2 separate regions of the Homo sapiens genome follow, and region 2 is linked to region 1. Evidence: chromatin loops called from intact Hi-C (ENCODE). Cell type or tissue: dorsolateral prefrontal cortex. All regions are shown on one strand. Links, peaks and the distances in the headings refer to the core of each region. The heading gives the core; the rest is flanking DNA.

Evidence for each region. Peaks named below come from ENCODE experiments on the same cell type or tissue, not always from the same donor. Only the 100,000 strongest peaks of a DNase experiment are listed, where the experiment ranks them.
Region 2: it touches region 1 in a loop (27-fold over the local background); 5 of 110 quality-filtered maps call a loop at or near these places.

The regions. Positions count from the first base shown.
Region 1 is chr3:144,109,818-144,115,208 of GRCh38, forward strand. No RefSeq gene overlaps it. Among named protein-coding and RNA genes, the nearest start is that of DIPK2A, 140 kb to the left of the region's middle. In dorsolateral prefrontal cortex, for the core only: no CTCF peak of the experiment used is centred there; a DNase peak (open chromatin) is centred at 2,404; H3K4me3 peaks cover 221 bases; H3K27ac peaks cover 3,145 bases.
Region 2 is chr3:144,029,818-144,035,208 of GRCh38, forward strand. No RefSeq gene overlaps it. Among named protein-coding and RNA genes, the nearest start is that of DIPK2A, 61 kb to the left of the region's middle. In dorsolateral prefrontal cortex, for the core only: no CTCF peak of the experiment used is centred there; a DNase peak (open chromatin) is centred at 2,304; H3K4me3 peaks cover 2,132 bases; H3K27ac peaks cover 5,000 bases.

The sequences.
Region 1 (5,391 bases), core at 277-5,276:
AACAAAGAAAATCCGTTGATCAAGCAAGGCTAAGTTTTTTAGACCTTCTGTGGGTAAAGGAAAAAAATCACCTTAATCCTTAGCAGTATTTCAGAAGGAGAAGTCAGGGAGGATATTTACAGGGCTTTAGAGACTGGACTGAGTGATTTTATGGTGGTTCTTACAAGGCAAGAAACATGTTGGGATTGGACAGAGTGTGTGACACAATAACCATAATTATGGTTCAAGGCCCATTCTTATGCAGCCAAGAGGGGATTGAAGCATTTCTAGCCTGAGACTGCCTTTCCCAACAGTGTGCAGAATGAAACCGAAACTTCTCACATTGACGTAGAAAGTCTCTGCATAGTCTGGCCCCTCCTGTTCTCTCTGACTTCAACTTGAATTATTCTCCATATTGGTCCAGTACAGTGCTCTCGTAATAGAGGCCTTGCCTCTGTTCCTGCATTAAGGCCTCTGTATGATTCCCTCAAACTTTTCTGGTAGGTCTGTGCCCCCAGACTTGGATAGTTGTCTTCTTCTTGTAATTGTGATCCTATTTCAAAGATATTTCATCAGAGAGAACTTCCTCAACTACTGAATCCAAAGTAGCCCCCTTTGCCCCTACATATTATGTGATCGAATTCTACTTTCTTTATATGATTAGCCATTATTTGAAATTATTTTGTTCGCTTGCTTATTATTTTATTGCTGCCTTCCTTTTCATAGAGTGTAAGTAGGGATCTCTTTCTTGTTTAATGCTGTATCTGCAGTGCCTACAGCATTGCCTTATACAAAGTAAACATTTAAAAGTATTTGTCTCACTCTGTGGGAATTTAGCAGAACACTCTCATACCTTGCTGGTGTACACTTTGGCAATGTCTATTAATAATAGAAACGTTCATGCCCTTTGATGCAGCATTTCTACATCTAGGTATCCTGCAGATATACTTGCACATGTGAAAAATTAGGTATATACAATAATATTTCTTATTCAGAAAAGAGTTAACATGGCAAGCCTGAAGGTTGGTTCTTGGCTGGCATCTGGGATTTGGCTGGTAAATAGTTCCCTGCACTGACATGAAACTTTCCCTAAGTGATAAAGCTGTTTTACTCACTTGAGGACTGAACATCCGCGTTTCTTCTGGAAATGTGGAGTGCTTGTAGTTGGTAGGCAGGGTGTGTCTATATGACCAGTCCCCAGTGAAAACGTTGGTTTTGAGCCTCTAATGTGTTTTCTTGGACAAACTTTGCATGTTACTGCACTTTTTTTTTTCCTGCTGAAGTAAGGAACACACTCAGTGTGTCATCCCATGGGACAAAGACAACATAGGAAGCCTATGCATGAATTTCTCCAGATTCCTCTTGGATCTTTTCCCCTTGTTGCTCCTGCTACGTATCCATTGCTGTAATAAACCTTAGCAGTTAGTACAACTATATTCTGAGGCTGTGAGTCCTTCTAGTGAATCATGGAATTTGTGAACAGTCTTGGAGAGCCTGGAAACATTCATTGTCATTGTAATTTTTTCCCCTCCAAAACTTAAGACAAGCAAAATGTTCACCTACAGAGGACAAATTATGACACATACATTAAAAGGAATACTATATTATATTCCTATATGAGGCAAGCCTACACACTGATATGATAATATTAAACACATATCTTTATAAAGGAATTAAACAGGGTTCAAAGTGTTCTGTGTAATTTGGATGCTACTCATTGTGCACATTCACATATAAATATGTTTGCAAATGCATAGAAGATCACTAGAAATATGTTCAAGAGTCTGATAATAATGGTTACGTCTGAGGAGAGAAACTTGGTGGCTGAGAGAAACAAGGGCAAGAGAAGTTTTACTGTTTATGCTGCACTATTATGTTTGCTACTAGCCATGTGTGGCTATTTAAATTAAACTAATTCAAATTAAATTAAATAAAAAATTTCATTTTTCAATATCATTAGCTACCTTTCAAGGCATAATAAGCACATATGTGGATAGGGCTACCACATTGAAAAGCACAGCTATAGAACATTTCCTTCATTGCAGAATAATGTTTTAGACAGCACTGATCTACATGCTTTTTTACTGTTGACTATTTATCCTACGTACATGTTTTATTATTCAAAAATTGTTTTAAACAAAACAAAGTATTAGTTGAATGGATGAACAATAAATATTGACTAAATAGTCTCTGCTAACAGACTATTCTGAGAATCTCAACATGTGAGACCAAATCACCTGTTTTTATGGTGGAAATTTACATCTAGTTAAGATAGGTAAGATAAATAGCAGCTTAAATTCTCAGTACCTTTTTATAAAAGCAAATCTTCAGCTTAGGGGTTGGAGCCAATTCCAGATCTTGGAAGCCCTAGCAAATTTGCCAGAGAGAGTGCCAAGGAGCACAGAGTGGGAGTATTGTCTCCTCCTCTTCACCAGCTCCAGCAACGTATGCCGCAGGCATTTGGCTAGCTTTAACATACTGGTATGCAGAGTAAAACAGACCTCTTTGCTTCTTTGTCCCTCCTTTTTTCCCTCCCATAATAAATAGCTCTTATAACTTCTGTCCAGAAGAAATTATAACCAATTTTGTATGCTTGAGTTGGGAGATGTCAGTAATGGTATTATTAGTGTTTTTACAGTTCAGTTTGGTGTTTATTAAGTGCTAACCGAATAATAAAAGATCTTTGTTTTTGAGATCCTCATGGTTCAGTATGGAAGACGGGAAAAGGGAACAGATTGTGTTGACATAATAGCATTAAGTGGTGCCAATGTAAAGGTTTGCTCAAGGTGCAATGAAACATGGAGAAAGGCTACCTGACCCAGTTGTGAAGGATGTGTAAGACATTTTAGGCAGAGAGGATGAGAAGAGCGCTCCAGGTGGGGGCAGGTAATTATGGCAAAGAGAAGAGGTTGTGCAAGAGAATGGCTTGTTGGGAACACTGCAGTAGTTGAATATTAGAACCTAAAACTGCAGGTGGAAATGAGGGCAAGAAGTGAAAGAAAGGCAAAGGAGGCTTAAGTGGTGGGAGGCTTTGTGTTAAATGCTAAGAAGGCTGGATTTTATTTGGCAGGGTTTGGGAGCCTGAAAAGACTTTGATGAGAAGGGTATCATATTTGTGTATATTTTTCTCAATCCATGTTGAGGAAGGGATTTAGTGAGATAAAACCCAGGCAAGATGACCTGTTAGGGAATTGTTACAATCGAGAAAAAAGCTGGTAAGGGCATTTTTGAAATTATGCCTTCTATTAGTATTTTTCTCTTTCTTTTCCCACTTTTTTCTACTTCTCCACTTCAGTTTCTTGAGATTATCTTTCAAGTCAACTACTTGAACCCAGGTCCTTGTTGCAGGGTCTGCTAGTGGGAGAATCTACAGTAAGAAAAGAAGTGAGCAGTCAGTAGAGCCAAACACTGCCCAGAAGGCCAGTCAGGTAACAACTGAGAGTCTCCCCTGGCTTCCTCACTATGGAAGCCATGGGTTATTTTTATACAAGCAGTTTCAATGAAGCTGTGGGAGGAGAATCCAGATTGCTCAGATTGCAGGAAACTATGAATGGTTTTGACGGTGAGGAAGAAGAAAAATGGGTGTAGACACAGCTTCTAAAACATTTGGCAAGTGATATGATGATAGCCAGAATGGCAGACAAATCCAAGAGTAGAATTTTTCCAGAATAGGAGAGGATTCTATAATGGACATGACAGACAGCACTACAATCCTCCCCCTCACACAGTCGCTTCTCAAATAATCTTACCATGGATTAAAGGACACCAACATATTAGAAAAACGGCAGAGAGATGGAAAAAAGTAGATTATTGATAGTCATTTTAGCTTCCAAATCTAATCATGCTTGAAGTTTCTAGATTTTCCACTGTGCAGCCAGACTTTTGAGTTAAGTGAATAGATTCTCTATCTCACTTGAGTCAAATTGAGTTAGGCTTCTTTAACTTGCAAATTGTGAGTAGTACAAACCCTTCTCTAAACCTCATTGGAATACATTTTTGTTTTTACAAAGCGCACACACACACACACACACACACACACACGCACACACACACACACACATTCTATTAAACTGCTAAAAGGAGAAAAGAACCAGTACTGAGAAAGTGGTATAATACACAAATAAAGGTGGATAATTGATAAAACAAGGCTCTTTTGAGGATGGTAGATGATGAAAACAAGAACTTTAGTGGAATGACTACTCATAAGTATTTTTTTTACATTTTATTATGGAATGTTTAATATATGCAGAAAAGTTGAAGAATTGTGAAGGTAGCAATCGTGTATATGCCATCTAAATCCTACCATTAACACTTTGCTACATTTCATATTCTTGCTTTTTTTCATTTATCCATCTTTTCATCTGTCATCAAGGCATCTTCTTTTTGTACGTATTTCAAAATAGTTTGCAGATGTTAGTATACTTCATTACTAAATACTTCAGCATGCATATGATTACTTGATTTCCAAATTTGTTTAACATTATAAATATGTAATATATTGAAAAAATTACCTATGATATCTCTGTTATTCTAATGACATATCTTATTGATCTTTTAAAATTTCAGCACCGTTAATGTTTTTATGCTGTTATTATAATTTTAAAGGATGTTTTTCACTTTCCCTTATATCCAGAACATAGTCCTTTAGAAAATTTTTGAAAATGATAAATCTAGCTTATTCATGTTGCTTTTTAATACATTGCCTGATGGAGAAGTTAGAAATAATCATGCATAAGGTTTGACATATGTCTACTGTTGTCTTGAAAATCAGTTGTATACCACTGACTCTTACATTGCTACATTGCCCACAGCCTTATAAATGGCCACACCTGAGATTCAATTAATATCTTCTCTGATAGATGTTGATCCTAGAGGGGAAGGCATTATGAGCCTAGGCGTACTAAGAGCTTTAGCTTTGTAGCAGAGCCTGGAAAAATATTTTTTGAGAAAATATAGTTTATTTCATATAGGTAAATATTTTTATAAGAATCCACCTTGGACCTTGTCCTATTCTTTCATTGTATCTAAATGCATTGTTCTCTTTATAGTGTAAATCCTTGCTCTCTGAGTTTAATTTCTAGAGATCTGTATATTTCTTGGTCTGGTACCATATGCTAAATTTCTGCTGAGTCATCCTGGTTGCTAAACATAATCTATCATTGCCCCCTCCCTGTAATCCCTGCTTCCTGACCACACAGAATTCTTTGAACAGTGGCCGAAAGTGACTATGCCAGTGACATCCAGAGGAGCAGGATACAGGGTTATAATGTGGGGCAGAAAATAAATTACAAACGTAGATCATTCACTGTGCTCACATGTATGTGTTTTTTTTAGTTAAGTCATATGCATCATGTGTCTTAGTGTCCTCTTTTCTGTGATAAGGTTGAGCAAAATATTCCATTGATTGAAAAT
Region 2 (5,391 bases), core at 88-5,087, 80 kb before region 1:
GTCTATCTATCTATCCATCCATCCATCTATCACCTATCTAGATATGTATCTATCTACCTATATATCTATCTATGATTCCTATATCTATCTATGTCTATCTACCTAATCTATCTAATAGGTTGATGATATAGGCATAAGGCCTATCTAGACAGATAGAGAGATAGATGATAGATAGATAGATAGATAGATAGATAGATAGATAGATAGAAAGATATATAGATAGAGGGATAAGGCACGTATTTGGGACTTTAATAAAAGAAGCACTCCGAATCTTAAAGATTATGGTGTTTAGACACAAACTCTGAATATCAGTGTGATCACTTCATTCTTTCTAGCTGAGTGGTTGTATCACATGCAAGATCAAAATGCTGTGACCTAAACTGTTTTCTTCTCTGCTGCATTGGAGAATTTTCCACGCCCCTGCTCCTCACCTCGCTCCTTTCCTTTCTCCACACCTGTTGTAGCTTATGTCAACAGGAGTACTTAAATGCAACTAGTTATAAGTCTCATTTTATTTGAGAGACTGTTCACATTTGATATCAAAAAAATACAAAATGTTTTGATATGTTACATAAAAGTCACCATGACTAGGCCCAAATGAAAATTTCATATACAAATTTTGCAATAGCAATAATTATTATTATATTTTCAATCACAATTACCCTGAAAATAACTCTGAATATTTTTATGTAAATAATGAGCTCAAAAAAATCAAGGAAGTCATGCATTTGAAATCCCAAACACATTTGATCAGATCGTATTTGCTTTAAAACGTTTTTTAAAATAAAATTCATATAGTATTTTTATCTAGATTTCAGTGGAGTGGAAAAAAATATATTCCTAAGTGTTCTACAAAAGTTATTGAATTAAGGCCCAGATACCTGCTTTTTTGAAAACAATTAAAAAATAGGAATAAATGGAAGATCAAAAGTTATTCATTAGGATTTATCAAACAGGAAGACAATTAAATGCAATAAATATTATTTTGCTTTGAATAAGTAAAGTTTAAAAAGGATGCAACAGAAACAACTTTAAAAAAATTAGTAGCTTGTTTTGTTTATATTATTAAAATTTAAAACATATAAAAAGTAGAGGGAATACTACAAAAAACTCCTGTGTATCTACCAGTTAGATTTATAGTTATTAAAACTTTTACCATATTTGCTTCATCTATTTTTTCTGAAGTTTTAAAAAATAAATTATGGACATCATGACATTTTATCTCTAAATTCTTCAGAGACCATCTCTTTAAAAATAAGGACAGTTTTCCAAATAACTATAATTCTATTATCACAATTAAAAATATAATAATAATTGCCTTATTCTCTCTACTGAGCTCATAGTCAAATTTTCTATGTTATTCAAAAATCTCTTCTACAATTATAGTTATTAGAATCAGGATCCTCATGAGGGACACACATTGCATTTATTTGTGATGTCTCCTGTATGTTTTAATTTAGAACACTCCCTTTTCCTCCCTTCCTCTTTTTTCAATCTTAATGATATTAACTTGCTAATGTGACTGGTCCAATTGTGTTGTAGAACAGCTTGCTTTTTGAATTTGTTTGTTTCCTGGTGGTGCTGTTTTAACTTGTTCTATCATATTTTTCTATAAACCAGAAGCTCAGTCTTTAAGAGTGATTATATTCAGGTTGAATATTTGTGGGGTTAATGCTTTATGAGTAATGTCACCTACTTTGTGTGGCATCCTATTCCGAGATGCATGATGTATGGCTCTCTCTCCACTGTTATGCCAAGACTGACCCCTGATTCAAGGTGGTCCCAGCCAGATACTTCTCAAAGCCACATTCTTCCCCTCCAATCAACAGTCTCTACAGCGATGCTGTGGCACCACTCATTAGCTAGATTTTAAGAATGATTGCTTTTTTGAAAATAGACATCTTTATATAAGCTCATATTTAAATATACTTAATTTTGAAAAGCCCCTAGAGTATGTGAAAAAAGTCCTTGATTTTGTAATACGGCCATCTAACATCAACTTTCTTTAGAGAGTAATAGAAACACTGTCTTAGACTAATCACTTTAACAAATTAATTTTTCCTGAAGTATAAGCTCAAAATTCTTTTAAAACTTTCTTTGGTGTTCCACTAAATACAAATACTGACATGTTTCATTCATGCTGCAAAAACTATGATAGCTTTTGCTGTGTAGGCACTCAGGGGTCCTTACACTGTATCTTTTCTGGGACTCTCAGGATGTGGAACACAAGTGTGCTTTGTGTGCTTTGCTGCGCTTCTCAAACTGTGCCTTCTGCCAGCCAAAACTGACCGCTCCTGCTGTGCCAGGCTCTCGCGTCAGTTCCTGGGCTTTTGCCCATCCCTAAACCTGGCAATAGGACTTGTGTTACAAACTTTGTGTTGCTACACTTCCTGCTCATTTTTAAATCCTGGACAAATGCATTGCTCTTTAATGTTTCTTTGGGAGGGTACTTAAACATTTCTTTTGAATTTTGGACTCTGGGCACGTGGACTTTCTGATGTATTTTTATAAAAGCTGATATAATTTATGCAATTTAAATAAAGATTTAAATAAGTGATTTTAATCAAAATTGTGCATTTGCTATGTTTGTCATTGGGCATCATTTGTCTATTTAACGGAATATACACTAGATTCATTGGTAGTTTAGCAACATTTCAGAATGGAATCTAGAATGTGGCTCTTGAATTTCATAACACTTTTAGTGACATTATTCTTGGAAATTGTTATATACTTAGAGTAAGCGAGAGAGTAGATCGATCACTTAGTATTTAACTTAGTAGATATAAATCTCAGGATACTTCGTCCTTGTGTTATTTTTGTATTAGGGAAAATATGCTGTTTTAAAGATAGATTATTGAAAAAATGCAAGAGTTAGAAATACTAAAAAGGTGGACAAAGGAGTAGGTAGAAATAGAAACTGATTTATTTTTCACAGTTATGAGTAATCTGCTTTCATTTTTAGTTGCCGCCTTTGACTAGAAAAGATGATATAGTGTATGTTCTCCAAACTGTTATGTAAAGTTTTATTTTTTTCCATGAGTTCTTAAGCTAGAAGCCAAAACAATGTTTTTCTGGGCCTAAGTGCATTGCTTGATCTTCCAAAGCCTATTTCATGGTCTGCTAGATTCTAATGGAGGTGGTTGGTAATGAGATAATATTTATTTATATAGAAAATAAATTTACACAGAGTGCAAAAAGCATGTAAACAAGCAGTACCAGCTTTTAAAAATTCATAGCGAAACCATATGAATGCTTCTAGTTTCTCCAAGAGAACACTTTCTCCACACACACTATAAATTCTTCAGGCACATACCTATAAACATATATATGTTCCAAACTCATGGGGACATGAGTACTTCAGGGTTTCCTGGTGGTTGTTTCCTGCCATCTAATTAAAGCTGTAGCATTCTTATTATCCCCAGATCTATTCATCAGCTCGCTGCCTTTCTTGAAATAAAGAGGAAATGTTCAATTTTTCTTTGCTTAAAGTAAGTCTTATGTACCAGTTAAGTGATTTATACATCTCACCATCTAAGAGCAGTAAAAGGAACTTCTGTAGTGTTTTTTGGTGACCTTGAGAGCTGATGTCTTAACATTTCCAACTGACAATGTGCAGCAGGCTTCTTGCTCAAAGCTCTACAGTAATTTATTGCTGCATTGCAGATTACAGTTTAATTCCTTAAAAAAATCAGCATTCTGGAGTCCTTGATAATGTTTGGGCTATAGAATCCAAAGCCACAGTCTGCTGCATCTAGGAAGAATCATTCATATAGAGAGAACTTAATGTGATTCATAAATATGCTTTATGCCAGAAAACATATAGTGTGTTACCTTGATTAGTGAAAACTCTGGGAATTAATCTCCTTTATAATGAAGTTGGTAGTGTTAAAACTGTGGGAAGCAAAGCTTTGTATGTGGCTAGGCTTGACAAGCGTCTCTACACAGCTTCTACTTGTTCTGCTTAAATAGGGCTGCAATTAGTAAAATTGTAAGGCTTTCAAAATCTACCTCACCTCTTTTTGCCTTATCCACCTTAGGCTAGTGCCTCCTTATTCTCTTCTAGAAGAGATTCTAGTAACTCCTAGATGACTACTGGGAGAGAGAATCCTCTTTGGTGAGCAGGTCAGAAAGCAATAATCTGTGCCCTGCATTTGCTGTGTTTGGGCAGCAAAATTGTTTTGTTTGCTCACACCTTGTTTTTTTGTTTGCTTGCTTTAATAAAGTACTTACCAACATTTGAAAAAAAAGGTTTTTACATGAAAATTGAGATCAACATCCGTTTTGAAATATATGAAGCTCTTGCAATATTTGTAATGATCCAGACTTTTCCTTGGCCATGCTCAGCTGAAGCTGGGTAATGTTCTGTCCCCTGCAGACAAGGCATGTCCTCTACAGTTACACATCTCTTCCTTTCTTCCCTCCTCAGTGGCTTCACTCATTTTTGTTGCTGGCTAGCCCCTGTGAGCATTTGAGGTTTTGACTGTTGAGTGAGATTTTGGCTCTTGAGTGTGTCTAATAAATGTCTTACCCTGAAAAGCACTATGTCTTACAAACTTAAGTTTTATACCTGTTCATTTCAATTGTGAAGGGAAAGATTTGGTTTTCTCTTAAAATAATATCAGAACTTGGGAAGGAAGTGTGGAAGAGAAGCTCTCAAGGCCGGGAAAGTGAAATTGAGTTACTGCTATTAAAAATGAGAGGGGAAAGATGACGCATCAATTTTTTTCCCCAGCATATTCCTCCAACACACCCTCCATACCTCTGTGTCCCTGATGGCAACTATAGGAGTGGCTGGAGCTACATCAAACTGTGTCCATCATTTGAGTGTCTTACTGAAACCTATGCTGCCCTGCCCTTCAACAGGTCAGTTGGTGAGCCTTCTCCAACCAACCACTATTCAAACCTTCCACCTTGACTGTAGAGTTAATATTGTATTTCTTTGCTAATATCCTTTAGTGTGGTTTCTCCTCATTTACTTCTATGCTAAATCTTAAGAGGCCTATTTTATGTTTTCCAGCAGATTTGATGCTATTTCCTTTAGTATTTTGTCGTATTTTCATGCCATATGTCATACTTTTTTTACTCTCCTACATGGAGTTCTGAGGCTAACACCTCAATCTTTTGTATTTTTTCTGTCTTGCTTATGAAATGCCTGATGGATAAGTGTGTCACATTCTCTTCATTAATAGAGGTATTACAGCAAGTGAGTGTTAATGTCCCACTGGAAATAAGCCTGCAGAAATGCTCATATTTTCAACAGGCTTTATTTGCTGAATTTCTCCCTAGTGCATTCTTTCAGAGTAAAGTAAGAAAAATGCATTTCTTATGCCTGACATTTGGGTCTTATTGTTTTTACTCACAGTTGTATACGCTGCTACCTAAGGCTGCTTT